Regions from separate parts of the Homo sapiens genome. Here all the other regions are linked to region 2. Evidence: chromatin loops called from intact Hi-C (ENCODE). Cell type or tissue: CD4-positive, alpha-beta T cell. All regions are shown on one strand.

The links. Peaks named below come from ENCODE experiments on the same cell type or tissue, not always from the same donor. Only the 100,000 strongest peaks of a DNase experiment are listed, where the experiment ranks them.
Region 1: it touches region 2 in a loop (20-fold over the local background); 6 of 110 quality-filtered maps call a loop at or near these places.
Region 3: a loop joins it to region 2, with 13 times the contacts of the local background. A loop is called at or near these places in 6 of 110 quality-filtered maps.

Annotation. Positions count from the first base shown.
Region 1 is chr4:121,733,510-121,741,509 of GRCh38, reverse strand. No RefSeq gene overlaps it. Among named protein-coding and RNA genes, the nearest start is that of PP12613, 27 kb to the left of the region's middle. In CD4-positive, alpha-beta T cell, a CTCF peak has its summit at 4,552 (motif pointing right); a DNase peak (open chromatin) is centred at 4,579.
Region 2 is chr4:120,151,434-120,159,433 of GRCh38, reverse strand. All of the region lies in intron 3 of MAD2L1-DT (MAD2L1 divergent transcript), which reads right to left. Among named protein-coding and RNA genes, the nearest start is that of MAD2L1-DT, 88 kb to the right of the region's middle. In CD4-positive, alpha-beta T cell, CTCF peaks have their summits at 2,916 and 3,119 (motif pointing left); a DNase peak (open chromatin) is centred at 3,133.
Region 3 is chr4:121,723,850-121,731,849 of GRCh38, reverse strand. No RefSeq gene overlaps it. Among named protein-coding and RNA genes, the nearest start is that of ANXA5, 31 kb to the right of the region's middle. RefSeq lists a silencer at 4,785-4,964. In CD4-positive, alpha-beta T cell, CTCF peaks have their summits at 4,785 and 4,987 (motif pointing right); a DNase peak (open chromatin) is centred at 4,999.

The DNA of each region.
Region 1 (8,000 bases), 1.6 Mb before region 2:
TTACAGTCTAGAGCAGGGAGACAGAAAAGAAACATAAAACATAATTAGCAAATTATCTTGTGCCATTAGAAGGAGACACTGCTATGAAAAAGGAGAAAGTCGAGCAGCGTAAGGGGCCCTTGAAAAGCTGTAGTCAAATAGGTGGTCAGGGTAGGCCGCCGTGAGATGAGAGTTGAGTGAGGGATTGAAGGAGGCACAGGAGCCGGCACTGTGGGCATCTGGGGGAAGCCCTTCTAGGCAGAGGGAATAGGGAATGCGAAGGCTCTAAGGCAGGAGCTTGCCTGACATAATGGAGGTGCAGCAGGCCGGCCACTGTGGAGGGAGCCAGCAGGGGCTGGCGCCTGAAGGGGTGCTGAGGGAGAAAGCAGCAGCAAGTGGAGGGCCTTGTGGACCATGGTACAAACGTTGGGCTTTATTCTGAGTGTGATGGGGAGCCATTGGACAGTTTCAAGAGGAGGAATGATGGGTTAGTGCTTTCAAGTGAAGGAATAATGGGTTAGGTCACTCTGCTATGTTGAGAAGTGACTTGAAAGGGCAAGAATAGAGCCAGGGAAACCGGTTTAGGAGGCCCCACCCACAATCCAGGAGAAAGATGATGGTTGTTTGGAGGCCCCAGCCACAATCCAGGGGAAAGATGATGGTTGTTTGTATGCGGGCGGTGAGCTCTTTGGGGTTGGCTCCTGCATTTCTTTTATGTATTCCACCCTTTCTTTTTGTGAGCACTCTTTACTTTCTTACAAGATGCTCTGGGCCCAGCTTGTATTTTCCTTTTTTCTTTTCTTTTTTTTTTTTTTTATAGTCAGGGTGTTTTTATTTTTGTTGTTGGTTGGTTGATTTTAATTAAACCTCAACTTTCCAACTTGTAAAGAGATGTTAAAATCTTAGATTTCTAACCTTACTTATTATTTTTTTGCTTTATTGACATATAGTTGACAAATAAGGAAATGATAAAAATTTCTTCATACAGTTATCCCACATATTAACTCTCTTAGGCTGTTGTCGTAGGAAACTTGGCTAACTTTTTTGCCTTTTATGTCTTTATCTGGTTTCTGGCAAAATCATTGTTTAAGTTTGGGTCAGATATAGGCTTAGAACATGCCCATACTTCCTTCTAGGCTGTTTGACGTGGATTCATTTCTCAAGACACTTCGAGTTTAGTTTTCAGCTAGATATCAATCCACCTAACTGTTCTATCATCCACACCACATCTCCCCATCTTGTCAATAGAAAATCACGAAGTTTTGTCAGATACCAGGGGAAAACTACTTTTTACTATGCTTATGGCATTTCTTATTACGGCCCAAGAGAATCAGTTTATATTGCAGGAAGGCAATGGATGATGCCTTGCAGGGAGACAGAGAAAGCTGTGAACCCTTATGAAGATGGGGCCCTGGAAGTCTGAGTCGGACTGCCTCCACCATATGCAGTGTTCAAAGACAGGTGTTGAATTAGTGTACATTTTAGGCAGACTTATGTGGTGAAGCCTGAGAGTAGGTATCCAGGCAGTGGGTAGCATTGTACATCTGGATAATCAGTCCATTTACATTGGGTCAGAGGCCAGGACTAAAGGAAGCTGAACCTAGTGGACTAGAGCAAAGGATAAGCCTCTAGGACAAACTGGAATTAGAGAGCTAGGCAAAAAAAGTGAGTTAGAAGCCTTGTCATACGGTCTAGGCCAACATGGTGATGAATAGAAATAGGCTGTAAATCAGAATTTTACTCTGGGCTCACTGGGTGTCTGGTCAGTGACAGCAAGTCACTGATTCCAGATTCCTTATTGCCAACACAAACAGCCATGCTGAGATAGCTGGTGTACTTTCTAACCTGGTGGGCACAGTAGATTTTAGCCAGTCTTATCTACTGTGAAGAAACTGGAAATGATTGGCCTACATTTGGAATTTGATCTCCACTCCTACAAAATACAAAGTACGACTTAGTGGTTTTCAGATGGCTGCACTTCTAAATGCTCACAGACTCTATTTTTAAACATAGAATTTTGATATGGATTGACATTAAACTTGTTCTTTCATAATTTCCAGACTCCTCTCCTCACCCCAGCCCACTCTGTCTGCTTTTTGAAAAGAGGACCATTTGCCAGCCAGCCCCTAAACTTGTGGTTCTCACCCTGTTCTCCATGATTCCTCCACATTCCTTGCAGCTTTGACGCAAAACTGCCTTCACCAGCTGTGGCTTCTCAGAACCCACACAGAGGAAGGGAGGACATTTGGACAACAGATTTTCTAACAGCTGAAATAATCAATCAGTACTACATTTTGTCTCTGTGCCAGCTATTTCTCTGAATTAAACTGCATTATTTTATCTAATGCCTGCCCAGGATGCCTGTCTTACATGAATTTCACTTTTTTTCTCTCATTTTATTTGCAACTGAAATGATCTCACAATGATTGATTCCATTCTCTAGTATATGAATTTCTCTCACTCTCTGTTGGCTAGCTCTACTCTATTAGAGAGGCAGTGCTTAGATACTGGAGCCAGGCTGTTGCATTTAAATCCTAGATTGATCACGTGACTGCCTCTCTGTGCCTCAGTTTCCCCATCTGAAAAGGCAGATAATAATACTTGAGAAACACCTTGAACATATGTGACCATATGTGATGTATAGTTACTGATCATGTTACCTAGTGTTTCTGCTAGGTAAAGTAGTCTTCATCACTGCATTCTTACTTTTTTGTCCCATTTCACAATATCTTCTTTTGTTTGACACAGTATTCCTCTCCTTTTGCTAAAATTTTAAATTCATTAGATGTATTATGAATTAACCTTTACTTTGATAATCTATATAGATATCTGAAGTCATGGTATTGTTCCTAATCCACTTCCTTGTTTCTGCCAAGACTTATTAGTCTGCTCCTATGCTATTGTTCTTCCCATGTGATTCCTGGTATTCTTCATATGTGTACAGTTGTATCTGGGCATTTTTTCCTTCCCTGCAAATGTCAGGTTGGCACTTTTCTGCCGAATGTATTCTTTCCAGCTTATGCAAAAATAGTCCAGCCTCCACAAGAGTCCACTGTTCCAGAAATCCAAATTCACCCCTATCCATAAAGAAAGCCGGCTGGTTACTTCTCACATCCTCTTTAATCTTGCAAAGTCACAGACTTCTCTTGGAATGAAAGATGAAAACACACCCCATGCCCTGAGGTCCTTCAGCCTCCTGCTCAGAATTTCAGAATGCACACAGAGACATTTTGGAGAGTTCTGACTATATTCAGTAGGCTCAGATGAACCATTAAAAGTTAGTAGTAGTAGTAGGATTTGATCAATGTCAGCAGACTTTTTGACCTAACTAAAACATAATCAAGAGCCAAAAATCTATGAACACAGAGATAACGAGCATCTGAGTAGTTGAGAGGAGAGAGAAGCAATGCCAGGATCTAAATATTTCCAGCGCGAGCCCTCTGATGTTCATGGGGCCTGGAGGGTTCCACATTCATTATGTGTGTGAGGTTTCTGCCCAGCAAGGCTGCTGACATGAGGCAAAGCAGAGCCCTGGCGAGGATGTTTCTGGGGTCACCGCACATCTGCCTTCTCCAGCGTGTGTTCTGTGATGGACAGTAAAGGGTGAGACGGAATTGAAATGTTTTTCACATTCATTATACTTACACGTTTTCTTCTGTGTAGAGAGTCTCTGAATTATGATACATTTTTTTCAAAGCTATAATCCAAACTGGATTCTTTCTCTTGTAGGAATTTTATGACGTATAACAAGATCTGAGCTGCTCTCCATATTTGTTAAATTGCATTAACTTCATAGCCTCACTGATTTTTTTTTTCCTTTTTTTTTTTTTTTTTTTTGAGACGAGTCTCGCTCTGTTGCCCAGGTTGGAGTGCAGTGGCGCGATCTCGGCTCACTGCAGCCTCCACCTCCCGGGTTCAAGCGATTCTCCTGCCTCAGCCTCCCAAGTAGCTGGGACTACTACAGATGTGTGCCACCACATCTAGCTAATTTTTTGTATTTTTAGTAGAGATGGGGTTTCACCATGTAAGCCAGCATGGTCTTGATCTCCTGACCTCATGATCCACCTGCCTCAGCCTCCCAAAGTGCTGGGATTATAGGCGTGCACCACCACACCCAGCCTGTTTATTTTCTTACGTGAAACATCTGTACTAGAAGAGGGAATCTGCCTTTGGATATTCATCTCACCTCTCAGATCTGTGCTCAAACATCACAATTCTCCTTAAAAACAGGTTCTTGGGTAGTCTTTTGATTGTGTCCACTGGCACGCCCATTCATCTTGGATTAATGATAATAAAAGTGTGTAATTATATTAGATGTCTACCACATGGCAGGCCCTATGTTGATGTGAATTTAGCTCACTGAAGCCTGACCACAGCTCTGAGGAAGGTGCTATTATGCCGGCATCATTTTCCCTACAACTCCCTTTCTTTTCACACTTTGCACCCACAGCCCATGGTGTTGCCTATTAGCCCCCAGCCTTGGGCCCTTGAATCCAAGGTTAAGGGCTTGTGACCAGAGGACTCTGCAGCCTGAATTTGGGGAACACACTATCAGCCTGATCTGAACTCTTTATTCAGCATCTAAGCTTTTATGGCCACCAGGTGGGAGTATTGGGATTGGAAAGAACTGTCCAGAGACAATATCCAATGTGATTATGAACAAATCCACCTCCATACAGGTCACTTGTGATTTTAACGGGTGAAAATGCTTCGCAAAATCAAATCTAAACTTCTTTTGTAAAAGCACGTCTTAGCTATTTAATGACATCACAGTATCATGGGCATATCCACAAATTCTGCAAGTGGATCACTGGGAATGAGCATAAACAGGGTCATTTCTCCTTCCACCCCTTGATTCCAGGACCTGTGTATTCTGCCTACTGGGGACACAGCACCATATCAAATTCATTAGGTGGAGAGTGTTTACTGCATTCTGGAGGATGATGCTGTATCTTCCCACTGCTTTAGGTAGTGAAATGTGCTAATGAGAACATATAAAGCAGGGAAGAGCATAGGAAGTACAGGGGAGAATGACTAAAATTTTAGATAGGGTGGCCAGGGCTGGCCTCATTCAGAAGGTGACATTAGAATAAAGACCTAACAAAGAGAGAGAAATCTGGGGTAAGATCATTCCAGGCAACGTGAACAGAAACTGCAAAGACCCTGCGGTTCCTGGCATGTTTGATGAATAGCGAAGTGTTCAGTACGCCAAGGATGGAGTGAGGGAAGGGCAGAGTACTCGTAGAAGATGAGATCAGGTTGGTGACAGACAACCATATCAAGTAGGGTCTTAGAGGTCACTGTAAAATGTTTGCTTTTACTCTGAATTGAGAATCCATTGGGAAGTTTTGAGGAGAGAAGTGATATGATAGGACTTGTGCTTTAACAGAATCTTGATGGCATTATGTTGAGGATACACTGAATAGGGAAGGAGGAAGTTAATATACAAGTTGTGAGGCTGTTGCACAATGAGGCAAGAGATGATGATGGTTGAACTAAGATGGTGATAGTGGAGGTGGTGAGACTCACAAATCCAGAGCTTCCAGAGGTATCACTTACTATATGTTTAATGTCAGAGGGGCCTCTTGGAATTGTATAATGTGGCAGTACTGGGTAAGTCAAATTCTGGTTAGATTTTTTTTCTTTTAATATGGAGTCTTGCTCTGTTACCCAGGCTGGAGTGCAGTGCATGATCTCAGCTGACTACAACCTCTGCCTTCTGGGTTCAAGTGACTCTCCTGCCTCAGCCTTGCAAGTAGCTGAAACCACAAGTGCCCACCTCCATGCCCGGCTAATTTTTGTATTTGTAGTAGAGATAGAGTTTCACCATGTTGGCCAGGCTTGTCTCAAACTCCTAACCTCAAGTGATCTGCCCGCCTCGGCCTCCCAAAGTGCTGGGATTACAGGCGTGAGCCACCATACCCTACCCTCAGCTACATTTTGAGGCAGAGACAATCACATTTGCTGATGCAGAATGTGAAAGGAAGAGAGGTGTCAAAGATGACTCCAAGGTTTCTGGCCTGAGCCACTGGGAAGTTGAGGTTGCCATCAATTGAGATGGAGAAGACAATAAAAGGAGCAGACTGGGGGTGGAAGCAATAATAGAAACTCAGTTGTGGAAGCATTAAGCTTGAGTTCAGAATTCTACATTTGGGAGTCATTAACATATAGATGGCATTTGAAGCCATGAGAATGAATGAGACTGCTTAGCAAGTGAGGGTGGTGAGAATAAATGAGATAACCTAAAAAGTGAGTATGGGAAGGGGAAAAAAGATGCCAAGGACTAACCCTAATGCACTGCAACGTTCAGAGTGTGAGCAAATGGAGAGGACCCAGCAAAAGAGGTGAGGCAGGAGGTCAGAGAGGTGGGAATAAAGCAGGCCAGAGAGCTATCCTGGAAGCCAAGTGAAAGAAGTGCTTAAAGAAGAGACACAGAAGGAATGAGGTAGCCCGGCATAAGGTCTTAGAAATTTTTACAAGAGTTGCTTCCCTGGGCTGTTTGAATCAGATCCACATTCATCAACATTTAAGCTGATGCCAGTGGAGTATTAGAGAACACTCACCCTTGCAGCCCCCTGAATTTGGACAATAAAGTTCCAGCTTATCATTTGCAAGGACAGTCTGGTATTCTAGAGGAGGGACTACTGGGATAGAATACATTTCAAAGCATTCTATCATGGTTATAGTTCTTTCATTTCTAACTTTCTTAAAACACCTATTTTAACAAGTTGTTTTGGGCTCTTGCCTGGAAAGCTAAAAAAAGCGAGAAGCTGTCTGTTGCCTTAAGCTCCACAGCCTAGCACAGTACATGAGAAGAATGTGTGAATATACATTGCTATACATTGCTGGATTCATGATGTGGCACTGCTGAAGCCATGCTCAGAGGCAGCAGCAAAGAAAAAAACCCTGCAAATTCCATTTATTACCAATTGACTTTGAGAACCTGAATACTTTTCAGTTTTCTTAAATGAGACTTGAAGAGAGGGAAGTGTCACTAGGAATTATAAAACATAATTATTTTTGAAAGACAAAAACATTGAAATATGTTGCTATTAGTCACTTCAAGTAGAAATGTGAAAATCATTGCACTAGTCTGTTTCCTGTTGCTTAGAATACTTGAAGCTGGGTAATTTATAAAGAAGGAAATTTATTTCTTGAAGTTGGGTAATTTATAAAGAAGGAAATTTATTTCTTGAAGTTCTGGAGGCTGAGAAGTCCAAGGTTGAGGGGCTGCATCTGGTGAGGGCCTTCTTGCTGGTGGGGACTCTCTGCAGAGTCTTGAGGCAGCACGGGGCATCACATGGTGAGGGGGCTGAGCATGCTAACATGCTAACTCAGGTCTTTCCTCTTCTTATAAAGCCACTAGTTCCCCATCCCTGATAATCCATTAACCTATCAATGGATTAATAATTCATTCATGAGGGCAGAGCCCTTATGATTCAATCACCTCTTAATGGCCCCAACTTTCAATACTGCCACTTTGGGGATTAAGTTTCAACATGAGTTTTGGAGGGGACACTCAAATCATAGCAATCATTTTTTTAAAATGTAGCAAAAAACTACCCTTCTTGGTTTTAAAAAAAAGTAAGAATAAAATATTTGAAGAGAATATGGGTCAGTCCTCTTTTCAAATACTTCCTCCTGAATTGCAGTATCTTTAACAAATTCTATGTGATTTTGCTCATCTCAAACATATTTTAAGATCGGAGAAATATGGAAAAGGATTTAAGTAAATGAATATCCAAAGCAGTTTAAAGTAATTAAAATTTTCCTTTTCTATAAGAAAAATGTTTTTAAAATGTTTAATCTGTTCATTTCAAATTTAAATGTTATTCACGGAAAAGCTACTAAAAATTTTGTACCTCTGAGCAAATTTCTTTTTAAAGAAAACAAAAATTTTTGTTTTTTTACTTTTGAAAATCTCACTATGAATAAGCAACATTGTTAAGTAACTATCATTTATTTCTAGCATATTTTGGTTACACAGATTTATTTTATTTTCTTGAGACAGAGTCTCGCTG
Region 2 (8,000 bases):
GCTAAAAGAATCATTTATTGTATACTTTTTCTCCAGGAAAAAGGGTTCTAAGTATTTTGCTTAAGAGTTTTGTTTACTTTGGTTCTTTAAACTAAGGAACCATAGTGCAGATCCCAACCCCATGAAACATACTAAGACAAGCTTCACCATTCCTAAGAAGCTGCCTTGCCACAAAGTGGCCATGTGGTGTCTGTCCGTCTGGGTTCTGTGCAGGTTCAATCGCTTCATTTAAAACATAATAAAACTATGGAGAATTGAACTTGGTGACCCTGTTTCACAGTTTTCCAAAGCACAAAAAAAGAATTGAATCGAGGGCATTGAAAAGTGAGTCCAAACTTTTATGGGTTTTCTTTCCCCCAGACCTCAGACAACAGCATTGTCATGAAGCAGCAGTATTCCTAAAGGGGAGTCTGGGTATTGATATGCAAATGTGGACTACAAACATCCCATTTGGCCTCAGAATTCCTGTGTCTAGCACTGTCACACAAATAGTTTTTGAATCTGTGCAGTTTATTCAGGACCATAAATATGTGTTTCACCCTGTGAACAAATTCTGTTTGCTCACAGAGTTCACAGCAGTAAAATACAAGGTAGACTACAAAACAGCCTCTATTTGACGTGATGCGCCTCAAAGTAAAGTTACTTTTAAATGGTCCAGATATATATTTACTACCCAAGATTTCAGTGCAAATGTAGTAGAACCCAGATGGTAAGGGTTTTCTTGTTTTGTTGTTGTTTTTATTTATTTTAGATTCTCTGTATTGAAATAATTTACTTGCTTTTTAAAAATAGAAATGTAAAGACAACTTTAGTTTACATTGTTGGTAAAATCATAAAAGTCATACTATTAATTCTGAATAGATCTGTGATAGTGGAAAGAAGAAAAATAAGTTTTGAGATATCTAAGGAGCAGATGGAATGAGGGGTAGATGTTTGCTAGTTCTCTCTCTCTCTCTCTCTTTCTCTCTCTCTCTCTATCTCCCATCCCTCTCTCATTTTAAAAAATAATAAAAACTTATCCCTGGAAAAAAATGTAAATTAACTTTCAAAATAGTTTGGATAAGCATTCCAACCACCAGAATTCTATTTAGCCCACAAAATTTGTATAGCCTCTACCCACATTTCCCGATGCTATTTCCAGCTCCTCCTGGCCATCTCCACTTCTTTCATAACTGCTCCACCTCTAGGTAACTGCTAGCGTGGAGCAGACACACTGAATTCTCACCACACTTTCCCCCTGAACATGCATAGAAGAGTGTAAGGCAGAGGGTGGGAAAGTTCTATTTTTCTATTATTTCATCCTGATTCTCTAATGCACTGGACCTACCAACCATGTGTCTATTTTCATAACAAACTAAAGCTGAAACAATTAGCCAAAAAGCAGATGATTTCAGAGGAAAATATAAAGCATTTGCCTATATGGATAAGCCAATGAGAGCATATACTATCAGAATAGAGACTAAACTGCCTTAAAACACCTATTGCCAATGTCTTACCACATGTCTTTCGTATGTGAAAGTCCAACAAACCAATTATTCTTCAGATGACTATGAAATAATTAAAGAAATCTAGAGTCTGTAACTGCATGTTCTACATTGGTGACCACATAAACTCACAGCATACTTTTTGTTGTTGTTTTGTTTTGTTTTTTTTCTCTTTTTTTTGATTTTATAACTTGATATATTTTTATTTAATTTTCAATATGAGATTGTATGGTACCTTGTCCTCTCCTAAGGCACACATTCTTGATTTTTATTCCCTCTATTTTTTATTTGCTCAAGATACTGACAACAGACATGAAGTAAAACTGGATAAGTCACTGAGTTAGAGAGGGTGAGAAGAAAAGGAGATAGGGAAGTCATGATAGGCTCCTCCCACTTTTGAGACTAGATGGTTCTATTCCTTTCTTTGAACATCATAATTAAATTACAGAATTAAAAAATCAACAAATTAAAGCCTTATGTTTTTACATATTAATCCTTATTAATCCTTAATAATCTTTAATAATTATTTCACCAAAAGCATGATTGAATGATAAAATCTCTCTATATAAATAGCTTCTCAGAGTATTTCTTAAATTTCTTAAGTAGAGGTGCTGTATTAAAGATCCAGTTAAGGCAAATAAATGTTGTTTCTATGCTTCCCCCAAATCTTTACTTTGATCTTATTGAATAAAGTGAGAATAGTTATTACGTTAATACTATCAAACTACTCTGAGGAAGAAACAGGATATTATAAAATTCTGTTTCTTTTAAATGAGTTGTTAATTTCAATCAGCTAATAATATTTATTAGGTTTGAAAAAATAGATTAAAAGAAAGGGTGAACATATCAAATTTAAAAGTTACAAATAGTTAAAAACTAATATAGCCTAATTGCATATAATAAGAAATGAAGTAAAGATTTTTACTAATAAAAAAATGACATTTTAAGATATTATGAGTAAACATTTGTTCATTTCATATTTTAAAAGAAAAGGAAAACTGTTGATTACTTGATTGGGAAAAGGAAAATAACAATATTCAAGAAGGAGGATGTTATTATGAATCAAGGCTTTCAATGCCAAAAAGTCTTTCTGAACAACAATAATTTTCTCAAGTTAAGTTTTAGAAGTATTGCTTTATTCTTGCTTTTCTTCTATAATTTTCAACAGTATCTCACGCATGTCTCTTTCATAATTGTATACAATTGGTAGGGTACTAAAATATAACAAAGACAAGAGACAGCTTAGAAAAAGGAGAAATTGAATACTTTTTATTGCTTTTTGTGATTATTTTTCATAAATTTTGCAGAGAAGATATAGCCAAAAAGCATCTTGGAGCATGTCCTGACCTTGGAGGAACTTTTTCTTCTGGAATATTTCCCGTTTGTGTTTGTTTTCTCCCCCTATGTAGTCTTTTACTTTTCTAGAATAATTGCGATGAATTACAAACATAAAATTCAGAGAATTTTTTAAAAGATAAATACTTATTCAACAATTTCATGTTTCATTTAACTATACAGATCTGAATATTTGTGTGATATTCTCTTGGATTTTCATGACATCTGCTTAGTTTTAAGGTATGCGTTACCTTACATTTTCTTCAAACTGGAGTTTTATTTGAGGCACTAGTGCCATCTGCTGGACACAGATAAAATTAAAGACTTGTGAACGCAGTTTCACATGTGAAAAGTCCAACCAAGCATAGCCCTTGTTCCTTAAAACTTAACCTTTATGAAACACTTGCTATTCTTTTCAATGTACTCAGAAACATAGGTTCAGACTTGTTTCCGTTGGTCATCCCAGGAAACTTAATGAAAAGTCTTTTAGGACTATTTGCCATCACAAATACAGTTTAAAACTACATTCAACATTCAACAAAATTTGCACTGAGCATTCTGGGTACACAAAAATGAAGACGATTCAGAAGCCAACTTCAAGATGCTTGTAATCCCATAGGTTGATAGGTTGAAAAAAGTAATTACAATTGTGAAATTAAAATGCTACAATCTACCTCATTCAAACAACATGTGAAAATTGCTGTAAAGATATACTTATTCCTAAAATAACAAATATAATAGCTCTGGGAGAGATTTCAGACGACTGCCTACTTTTGCAATTGAGAAAAATGAGACTAAAGTGTTCATGTCTTATTCAAATCATATTGTTAGTTAGTGTCAAAGTTGAAACCAGAAGCTAGATCAACTAATGCTCTTTTCATGGTTTCCCTTTCTGCCCAATCATTTCTTATCAATTATTTAACATATAACAAAGTGAAGGTAAAATATTCAATTTTAATAAAAGCTTAAACATTTGATATGTCATAAAGATCATATTGAAAGCATAAAAAAGCAAAAGAAAGACCATTTCAAAATCTTCTCACATTTTTAATTTATACGCTTGTTTTGTTGCTCATTGGTTTAATATGTGTCTTTTGCCACAAGATTTTAAGATTGCACAACAGAGCTTAGCAGAAGGCTTGGCATTTCACAACAGGTACATGATGAATGAACGAATGAATGAATGAATGAATTCTAGACTCATTTATATTTTCTTAACCTAGTGAGAAAGGAAGGACTAAATTAAGCATGACAGATTGCTGAAAAAAAAGGAAAATCGATGCAAATGAATGGAATGAATAACACTTTGTAGGTTAATAAAAATGTTTAGAGCTGCTTGCTCTTACTTCTTTCAGGTACATATTGAAATCCCTGTGGATAACTTAGCTATATCTGAATTATTTGATAACTAAATATCAAAGGATTAACACTGTCTAAATGTTGACTTGATCAACATAAAAGATATTCCCTACTTTTCTATCTTTAAGACAAATAAATATTAATTTGGATAAGACACTGAATTCTAGGGATAGAGAGAGGAGCCCCAGATAGAAAAAAATGTATTGACCCTGCCATAAAATTGACTATTGCTAGTGCTAAGAACTGTTATAATTGCAAATCATGTATTAATTTATTTAACCCTCAAAACACAGCTCGAGATATATTATTGTTAATTCCATTTTGGAGAAGGAAACACCGTAGCATAAGAAGTGTAATAACCTGCCCAATATTACAGAACTAGGCGTGGAGAAGCTGATCTACACAAACAGGCAGTGGGCATCAAAGCCTAAGCTCTTAACCTCTATGTGAGTTGTTCTTAAGGTGTGTTCCAAGGGCCTGATTCTCTAATGCACGGAACCTATCAACCATGTGTCTATTTTCATAACAAACTAAAGCTGAAACAATGAACCAAAAAACAGATGATTTCAAAGGAAAATATAAAGCATTTGCCTATATGGATAAGCCCAAGAGGGCACATACTGTCAGAGTAGAGACTAAACTGCCTTAAAACACCTACCACCAATATGTCTTATCACGTTTACATTTTATCTAATTTACATTTTTTCCAGGGGGTGCCTGAGATATTTTCAGGGGGTCTGCAAACTCAAAACCATATTCATCATAATATTCAGAAGTTATTTTCTTTTTACATTTTCCTTCTTTCACAAATACATAGTGGAGTTTTTCCAAAGGCTATGTGATGAACTGGATACAGAAATAGGTACGAGGATCCAGCTATATTCTGTTAAGCAAAATACTGAAGAGAGTTGAAAAAAAAAAGTGCCACTTTCCTCACAAGTATTTTAAGAAAATGTATTTATTTATTTATGATTTTTTTGAGACAGGGTCTCAATCTGTCACCCAGGCTGGAGTGCAGTGGTATGATCTTGGCTCGCTGCAACCTCCACCTCCCAGGTTCAAGTGATTCTCCTGCCTCAGCCTCTTGAGTAGCTGGGATTACAGGCACCCGTCACCACACCTGACTAAATTTTTGTATTTTTAGTAGAGACGGGTTTCACCATGTTGGCCAGATTGGTCTCTAACTCCTGACCTCAAGTGATCTGCCCTGCCTCAGCCTCTCAAAAATGCTGTGATTACAGGTGTGAGCCATTGTGCCCAGACTAAGAAAATGTTTAATTTTGATGAAATTATGCACTCATGTTAACATATAATGAGTTTATTACTGTTGATTTAAATTAATTATTATTTTAAATATATAAAATACTCTAAATAAATTAATAGTTCTTGGTTTTAATTTCTAAAAGAGTAAATACCTATAGATACAACCTACTTAAACAAAAGCTTCTTGGAGGCCTCAAAATTTATTTATTATTTATTTTTAAATTGACTTTCTCTTATTAAGAGCTTTTTTTTTTTTGTGAGATAGGGTCTTGCTCTGTCACTTAAGCTGGAGTGCAGTGGCGCTATCTCTGCTCACCGTAGCCTCCATCTCCCAGGTTCCAGGGATTCTCCTGCCTCAGGCCAAGTAGCTGGGACTACAGGCACACTCCACCATGCCCAGCTAATTTTTGTATATTTAGTAGAGATGGGGTTTCGCCATGTTGTCCAGGCTGGTCTCGAACTCCTGGACTCAAGCAATCCTTCTGTCTCAGCCTCCCAAAGTGCTGAGATTACAGGCATGAGCCACTGCACCAGCCTAATAGAGTAAATATCTATAGATATAACCTGCTTAACTAAAAGCTCCTTGGAGGGCTCAATAATTTTTAAAAGTGTAAAGGATTCCTGAGACCAAAATATTTGAAACCCCTTACACAAGACTTGTGTATAGTGGGTACACTACAATTTGAGTGCTGTTTTCACATTCACATCAGCTTGCAATTCTTACAATACAAAGAGTGCCTCAATAATAACTGGACTCCATGGACCTTTGGGCATACTTATTCAATATCAACATCTCAAATGTTAAAAATCACAACTTCCTAAGTCCATTCTAGTTCAGGCTGAAGCTCAATTATGTATAAGTCACACAAATGAGTTGAAAAAAATAAGGTTGCAATTGTAGGTTGGATTGTATCACTTAAGGTTTTGGATGCCAGGCTAAGGATGTATTTGTCCACGCTGTAGAAAGTCAATTAAGATTCTGAATATGAAATAGTGGGAAACAGAATTTGAAAGAAGTGTGTAAAATCAAGTGGAGATACAAATATTGAGGGCAGAGGAGAAAGGAGAAACACAAGTTCTAATGTAATAAAAATTACTACAAGAAAGAATGTATGTTTTATTTTTTAAAAATTAAAGACATTTGAAAAAAGGAAAAGAAATTATTTTTAAATGCTGTAAGTATATAAAGAGTATTCTGTGCAAAGCATAACTTACTTTCTGTTGTAATGCATGAGTTCTTTTATGAAGAAATGAACTTAAATTTTGGTCAAGTAACTTGGTTAAATTATAAGTTAAATTGTTGATCAATGAAGATGATTATACATTGGAATAGATCATAAACAGACAACAACATCTCTCTCTGAAGATATTATAAAGATTAGTAGTCCATATGATTATAAGCTACAGCAGATCTCTAATCGAGGCAGTACAATGAAAAGTACAGTGAAACACAGCTGAGAAGATCTGAATTCTGGTCTGATTATGACATACATTAACTTTTTCATCAGTAACATAGACATATTCTGGGTATCTTTTTTCATATCTTATATGTTCTTTATAAGGGCCATCTTGTACATGAAGGTACATGTTGAATATAAAATACTATTCACCAATTGATAACTTATGATGATGAGATCTGTGACAACTAAAAAGCCTATCTATTACTATGACTTTAGGAAAATCTAGAATTCATTCTTCTTTTACTCATATGTTTTATTCCAGGGACTGAGAAAATAGCAGTGAGTAAACAGATAGGATATTTGATGCTCTCAAACTAACAACAGAAACACAAGTTTTTAATAAAAATACTTGGGTTTATACTGGAAATCAATGTTCCCAGATCTTATAACAAATATAAGTATAAAAGTTATACAAGGTCCTGCTAAATGATATTTTCTTGATTTTTTTGGTGATTTTGTAAAAAGTTCAGCAAAAGGATAATTCAGAAATGTCGAAGTTGCAGAAGTTTGCAATTTGTTGATGGTTATGTTCCAAAAGGTACAGTATGTATCCTGAATGTTATCCAGACAAAAATCACAAAAGAATTCATTAAAAATAAACAAAATCAAATAAAGTTGGTAATTTAATCAAGTTTTGTGGTTTGCTTTCCTAAAATTGACTCAAATATGTTAAAAGATAATCCCCTGTGAGAGGATTTCCTAGATTTGCATTCTATCCTGTAATGAAAAGAGGTAAGTATATTGTATACACAGACATAAACAAAACCTCTGCTTATACACAAATACATATGCTATATATACATGTTTTTAAAGAGAGGGATTTATTTAGGTGAAATATATTATAGTCTTTTGAAAAATGCCTTTAAAATTTTTCTTTCCCCATAATGAAATACAGTAGAAAAAAAGATAATTTTACAAGAGTGTTTCATTGTTGCCATCTTTATATTTGAATAGAAACAAAAAGTTAATCTTATGACAAGCCAGGCTTTGATAAGCAACTCTTTGCATTCTCACAGCACATGTAGCAATAGATAATAAGATTGCCACAATTCAGTTGAGTAAGCACATCAATTGACAGTGAGATCAATAACAGATATTA
Region 3 (8,000 bases), 1.6 Mb before region 2:
ATGGCAATGGTTGTTGTTATTGCTATTAAGTAAACAGAATAAAGACAGAAGCACACAGAAAAATATATTAACTGTTTGCCCTTGTTTCACTCTGCAGAAGCAGGAAGGGCCTTTAAAACTTAGCCTGGTGGTTCTGTTTATTAGGTAAACTATTAGTGAATTGATTTTTAATGGATACCATCCGTTCTTAGGCCCCTGAGCCGCCTGCTTTTTATGTAATCTCTGTGGTGTCTCTTTACCTAGATAACACAGAGCAGGCTTCTGTCAGGTTGTGAAGCAAGAACAAGGTCGTCAGCCTCAGTGCTAATTCCTCTGAAATTGAAATGCCTGTGCCTTTGGTTTGGTTCCGGCACCCTTTCTCTGGGCTTTGGTGATAGTTTGATGGAGGAGCCTGGCTTCCTAAGCAGATAAGCAGGGTTTCTCAGCCTCAGCATAATTGACTATTTGGACTGGATAATTTTTTTCTTGCCGGAGCTGTCCTGTGCATTGTAGGATGCCGGTAACACCTTTCCCCATCCCGTCCCCAGTTGTGACAACCAAAAATGTTCAGAGACATTTAAAAATTGGCCCTAATCAAGAAACACTGAGATAGATTAAAGAGAAAAGCCAAGATAATAGTCCTAAAATTTGTCAGTCTTAAGACATCTCAATGAAATGCCATATATATACTACGTGTGTATATATACATATATTCATATATATATACTGTGTATATACTAATATATACAGATATATACTGTGGGTATACATATATCCACATATAACAAGAATAAAGGGGCCACTCCCCCCATGTTTCCTACACACTTCATGCAAATGTATGTTGACATACACACACATTGTATATGTAAACTTATAAAGTTTAAAGGGTCCTCTTGCCATATAGACCAATGGAACAGAACAGAGACCTCAGAAATAACACCACACATCTACAACCATCTGATCTTCAACAAACCTGACAAAAACAAGGAATGGGGAAAGGATTCCCTATCTAATAAATGGTTCTGAGAAAACTGGCTAGCCATATGCAGAAAACTGGAACTGGACCCCTTCCTTACACCTTATAAAAAAATTAACTCAAGATGAATTAAAGATTTATGTGTAAAACCCAAAACGATAAAAACCCTAGAAGAAAACCTAGGCAATATCATTCAGGACATAGGCATGGGCAACAACTTCATGACAAAAACACCAAAAGCAATTGCAACAAAAGCTAAAATTGACAAATGGGGTATAATTAAACTAAAGAGCTTCTGCACTGCAAAAGAAACCATTATCAGAGTGAACAGGCAACCTACAGAATGGGAGAAAATTTTTGCAATCTACCTGTCTGACAAAGGTCTAATATCCAGAATCTGCAAGGAACTTAAACAAATTCACAAGAAAAAAACAAACAAACCCATCAAAAAGTGGGCAAAGTATATGAACAGACACTTCTCAAAAGAAGACATTTATGCGGCCAACAAACATATGAAAAAAAGGTCTACATTACTGATAATTAGAGAAATGCAAATCAAAACCACACTAAGATACCATCTCATGCCAGTCAAAATGGGGATTATTAAAAAGTCAAGAAACAATAGATGCTGGTGAGGCTGTGGAGAAATAGGAACATTTTTACACTGTTGGTGGGAATGTAAATTAGTTCAACCATTGTGGAAGACAGTGTGGTGATTCCTCAAGGATCTAGAACCAGAAATACCATTTGACTCAGCAATCCCATTACTCGGTATATACCCAAAGGAATATAAATCATTCTACTATAAAGATACATGCACATGTATGTTTATTGCAGCACTATTTACAATAGCAAAGACATGGAACCAACCCAAATGCCCATCAATGATAGACTGGATAATGAAAATGTGGCACATATGCACCATGGAATACTATGCAGCCATTAAAAAGGAATGAGATCATGTCCTTTGCAGGAACATGGATGGAGCTGGAAGCCATCATCCTCAGCAAACTAACACAGGAACTGAAAACCAAACACTGCATGTTCTCACTGGTAAGTGGGAGCTGAACAATGAGAATACATGGACACAGGTTGGGCGTGGTGGCTCACACCTGTAATCTCAGCACTTTGGGAGGCCAAGTCGGGCAGATCACAAGGTCAGATCGAGACCATCCTGGCTAACAGAGCGAAACCCTGTCTCTACTAAAAATAAAAAAAAAAAAAAATGCAAAAAATTAGCCGGGTGTGGTGGTGGGCACCTGTAGTTCCAGCTACTCGGGAGGCTGAAGCAGGAGAATGGTGTGAATCCGGGAGGTGGAGCTTGCAGTGAGCCGAGATCGCACCACTGCACTCCAGCCTGGGCGACAGAGCGAGACTCTGTCTCAAAAAAAAAAAAAAAAAAAAAAGAGAATACATGGACATAGGGAGAGGAACAACCCATGCCAGGGCCTGTCAGGGAGTGGGGGCCAAGGGGAGGGAGAGCATTAGGGCAAATGCCTAATGCATGTGTGACTTAAAACCTAGATGATGAGTTGATAGGTACAAGTAACCACCACAGCACATGTATACCTATGTAACAAACCTGTACGTTCTGTACATGTATCCTGGAACTCAAAGTTTAAAAAAAAAAAAAGGTACTCTTGTCTGGTTTATTACTGTTGTATCATAAATCAGACTATTTAAAAGGTCTCGCCTTTCAAAATGCAGCAAGAATCAAGGGGCCACTCCCGCATGTTTCCTGCATACTCCATGCACAAGAATCGCCTTCTGCTTAGACTGCACTTCCCCTCCTGGGCAAACTCTTACTCACTCTCCAACACCCAGTTCAATTGTTACATGCTTTTTAAAGAATTTCATGTGCCCCAGTGGCATTTTATAGATATGGTCTATCACCATGTTTACATTTTATTGTGTTAGTTATGAGTGTATCTCCCCACAAGATTGGGAACTATGTCTTACTCACTTTTCCATTTCTGGCCCTTAGTGCAGTGCTTGTCACAAAGCTTTTCCACAGTAAATGGCTCAGGGTTTGACTGCCAGAGTGGCAGTGTAGAAGCTGAAAATCTGGATTCCAACCCTTCTCTGCTCCTCATTAGCTGTATGACCTTAGCCAAGTCTTTTAAATCCTTAAAAATTCAGTTTCCTCACCCACAAAATGAAGATGATAATACTTACAACTTGACAGCAGTGCCATGATTTAAAACCCCCCAGAGATATTAGTGCCTCTTTGGGAAATGAGCTGGGTTAGAATATATGAAATTTATCATTAGAATTTTGTAGCTGGGCATAGCATGGTTTTGACAGAGGTCTCCCGAGGGGAAATTTGAGGTATTATGAATTATTTAATTATGACTATAATATTTAATAACTACTTGCCTTAAAATATTTTTTAAAGAAATTATATCCTTCAATTCCCAGAAATGCATCCAGGGGACTTTATTCAGGGCTGGAGGGAGACCTCAGAACCAGCATTCTTTGGGGATTACTGTACTTGGGACCAAAGGCTGAGGACGCCTGGCTTCATCCTCATTCATTGGGCAATGCCACAGGGAACATTTAACAACATTCCCGTGATGCTTCTGCTCTCTGTTTGTTGCATTGGAGGCAACTTGGAACAGAAAGATGATGGGCTCTGGGGCCAGATGATTCACCTACCTGTGTATCATGTTCAGGAAATTGTTTAACATTTCTGAGCCTCATTTTCCTCATCTTTTAAAAAATGAGAAAAATGGTCAGGCGCGGTGGCTCATGCCTGTAATCTCAGCACTTTGGGAGGCAGAGGCAGTTGAATCATCTGAGGTCAGGAGTTCAAGACCAGCCTGGCCAACATGGCGAAACCCCTTCTCTACTAAAAATACAAAAATTAGCTGGGACATTCCCACACTTGTAGTTCCAGCTACTCAGGAGGCTGAAGCAGGAGAATCACTTGTACCCGGTGGGTAGAGGCTTCAGTGAGCCAAGATCGCACCATTGTACTCTAGCCTGGGCAGCAGAGTAAAACTCAAAAAGGGAAAAATAACAAAAGTTCTTTCTCCCATACTTGCTTTGAAACGGAAATAAGGTCATATGAATAAAAGATCTAACAGACGTGGGGCCCATAGTGAATACTTGCCCAGTATTAGCTGAATTTTATTCATGGAGGACAAAGCACTTTCGTTTGTTTGTTTGTCTTTTTGAGACAGAGTCTCACTTTGTCGCCCATGCTGGAGTGCAGTGGTGCGATCTCAGTTGGTTCAAGTGATTCTTGTGGTTCAGCCTCCAGAGTAGCTGGGATTACAAGCGCCCACGACCACACCCGGCTACCTTTTTGTATTTTTAGTAGAGATGGGGTTTCGCCATGTTGGCCAGGCTGGTCTTGAATGCCCGGCCTCAAGTGATCCGCCTGCCTCAGCCTCCCAAAGTGTTAGGATTACGGGCATAAGCCACTACATAGCCAGGACAAAGCACATTTTAAACATCTTTCTCCACTGTGTGGTAGTATCTGGCTTGCCTTTTCACTATCAGAGGCTCTGGTGCAAAGAGCCGTGAACTCACGTATTAAATTCTTCTAGTGTTCTTAATAGGGGTATTATTTTTGCCTAGTAATAATGATCATATTCATAACAATAGCAACCACAGTGAACATATACTAAACATTAGTGTGCTTGCATTTTTCTACATGCTTCGTATATACTAACTCAACAGTACTGTGAAAAAAGTTCTAATATTAACCCCCCTTAACAGGCTGAGGTGCAAATGGATTAAGAAATTGTTCAGTGTCACTCACACAGTTGGAAACTGGGGAACCAGGATTTTAAAACAGATGTTTGCCACCAGAGCACATCTTCTTAACCACTAGGCCTCACTGTCTGATGGCTGCGTGTTGGTTTGTTCATTCATCCAGTAAATGCATATTGAGCAGTTATTTATACCAATCATTGAAACCGAGTGGATGAATAAGACACACTTTCAATTCTCAGAGAGTTCACAACTTAGTAGTCAAGACAGATAGGTAAATAAATGGCTTCCATGTAATGTGGTTAAAACAACAGCAGAGGTCAGTATTAGGTACAGTGGAAGCACTAATGTGGCAGGACTTGATTCTATGGCTAATTTCCTCCTGACAGATAAAGGGGCCCCTTGAATGAACTAAACAGTGAACAGGTAAATGGCCCTGCTACAGAAATGAGTACCCAGCAGCTGCTGTGGCTGGTCAGATGCAGGTAACTGCTGATCAGTCTAGTGTGAAACCTACTTAGAGATCATTTAGGTAGTCATTCAGCCCAATATTTTACTACTTGAGTTATCTTCTTTGTCTGAGAAAAGAAAGATAATAAAATACTATGTGACTTAGAAGCCAGGCAGTTGCTATATGTGTTCTCATGATCAATAAAACTGATAAACTACGAAACAGATACTCAACTTGTCCTATAAAAACAAAAAAGTGCTGTGGTTTTGACGTTCACGTTCTACAAGACTGTGTTTTCGTCAGTGTTAGATTGCGAGATGGTGATCTCAAAGTTTGTTCTGAGCAGGGGGAAGTAAGAAAAAAAAAGTTTTAGATATGTCCTTCCTTCTTGAAGCCACTTTCTATGTTGACTGCTTTTTTTTTTTTTTTTTTTTTTTATGAGATGGAGTCTCATTCTGTTGCCCAGGCTGGAGTGCAGTGGCGTGATCTCGGCTCATTGCAACCTCTCCCTCCTGGGTTCAAGCGATTCTCCTGCCTCAGCCTCCAGAGTAGCTGGGATTATAGGTGCCACCACTATGCTCAGCTAATTTTTCTGTATTTTTAGTAGAGAAGGGGTTTCACCATGTTGGCCAGGCTGGTCACAAACTCTGGACTTCAAGTGATCCTCCCGCCTCGGCTTCCAAAAGTGCTAGGATTACAGGTGTGAGCCACCGGGCCTGGCTGACTGCTTATTTTCTGAGTTATTAGGAAAAATGGGAAATGGCAGGGCTTCTCAGGCAGCCTGCTCACCAGGCATGTGTCTATGCTCTTTTCATTTCCTCTGATGATCTGGAAGAGAACTATGGTCTCAGAGAAAAAGCCATTGTTCCAGGAATGTCTGTCAGTAATGCATTGTGGGTTTCAACGAAGACATCACTTAAGGGATGGAACATTGGTGTATCTGCTTAGTGCCTGTGGCTTTCCCACTGAAGGAAGAAATGAGCTCCTCTAGATTCCAATATTGCACTGTGGCAAAGCATGCCTTCCCCCACCGAAAAATGTTGTAGATTTAAGGGAGACTTCTTACATAGATCTCCTATGTACCTGGGTTAAAATGTGTAGGAAGAGTCTTAAGCATTTAAAAGAGTTGTCCCAGAAACCAAGAAGGGCTTATTCCAAGCCTGGTGAAACTACCTTTGTTATGAAGCAATGTTTTGTTGGTTTTTGCTGTTGCTGTTGTTGTTGTTTTTGAGATGTGGTCTTGCTATGTTGCCCAGACCCACCTCAAACTCCTGGGCCCAAGCAATCCTCCTGCATAAGCTTCCTGAGTAGCTGGGATTACAGGCATGATCCACCACACCCAGCTCCATAGCTTGTGCTCTGAAAGGAGATATTACACAGGGATATGAAGATGAGACCGCAAAGAGAGAGGCTGTCAGGGGACATGAGGACTGTGAAGGATGGGGTTACACAGAGCTGACGCTTTCTGTTGTAGTCACTCTTAGCATTGCACAGGGCTTTTAAGTGAACTAGATTAGTGCTTCTTATCTTTTTTCCTCTGCCCCAAACACCTGAGAGACAAAATATTTGTACTAAAAACACCTGCAGGGCTGGGTATCAGAAACTCGGAGTGAATGGGGGTTACTGGAAGAAGGGAAGAGCTGAAGGAAAGAGATGAAAGAAGGAAGAACTTACGCATTTTAAAAACAGAAAAAACAGGTGAGTGGGAGTCTGCTTCCCCTGCTATGAAAAGTCACCACAATCCAGTGAACCACTCTCCTGTAGGGTGTCTTTGACTGAGTTATGTCCCTGTCCCTGAAAGATGAGTTATGCTGGTTCATATGTGGGTCATTCCTACCTATGGGTTGGCCCTAAGCTTGTTCTCTGGAATGTCCCAGAACATGTCTGTTAACTCTTCCCATATGACCATCCTCCAAATACTTGGAGTCAGGCCTCTTCTAAGACTTCTCTTTCCTTGATTAAACTTCAGCCCTTCTCTTCCTACCCATCCTACACCCTCTCACCTCAGGACTCTACTTTGTGCCAGGTGAGACCAGCTAATCTGAAAAACAAATTCATATTATATCAGCTGGTGGTAATGTTACCCTCATGTCTGCAATCACAAAACAGGAAGAAGCCTTAGAAGTCAGCTCAATCCAATTCCATATTTGTTCACAAAAAAAGTGGAGACTCATTGTTACATATTTGTTGATATTTGTTGGTGGGTCAATTAGGACCAGAATGCAAGTTTCTAAACACCACATGTAGCAGAATATGTACCAGGTCACATTCCCGGAGAGAATTTCAATAGGCGGTAAGTTCAGGTGTAACCTAGCAGAAACGAACAATTCAATAAAGGCTCCAGCCTGCTAGGGCCTTTTGTCTATTTCAACACACTGTATATAATTTAATTTTATAGAGTAAGATAATCTCCAAACCAGGGAGGCTTCTAAGTGTGTCTGTTTCTTATTATTAAGACGGTGGTTTGTTGGGGTTTTTTTTGTTGTTGTTTCCGTTTGTTTGTTTGTTTTTGTTTTTTGAGATGGAGTCTCACTCTGTCACCCAGACTGGAGTGCAGTGGCACAATCTCAGCTCACTGCAACCTCTACCTCCCGGGTTCAAGCGATTCTCCTGCCTCAGCCTCCACAGTAGCTGGGATTACAGGTGTCTGCCACTACACCTGGCTAATTTTTTTGTATTTTCAGTAGAGACAGGGTTTCACCATGTTGGCCAGGCTGGTCTCAAACTCCTGACCTCAAGTGATCTGCCCGCCTCGGCCTCCCAAAGTGTTGAGATTACAGGCGTGAGCCACCGCGCATGGCCTTTTACTGTTTTTTTGGATGAAATGCTCGCACACAAAAAGTGAGCTGCTTTATTCGTTAGTGTCGGTTGGTGGTA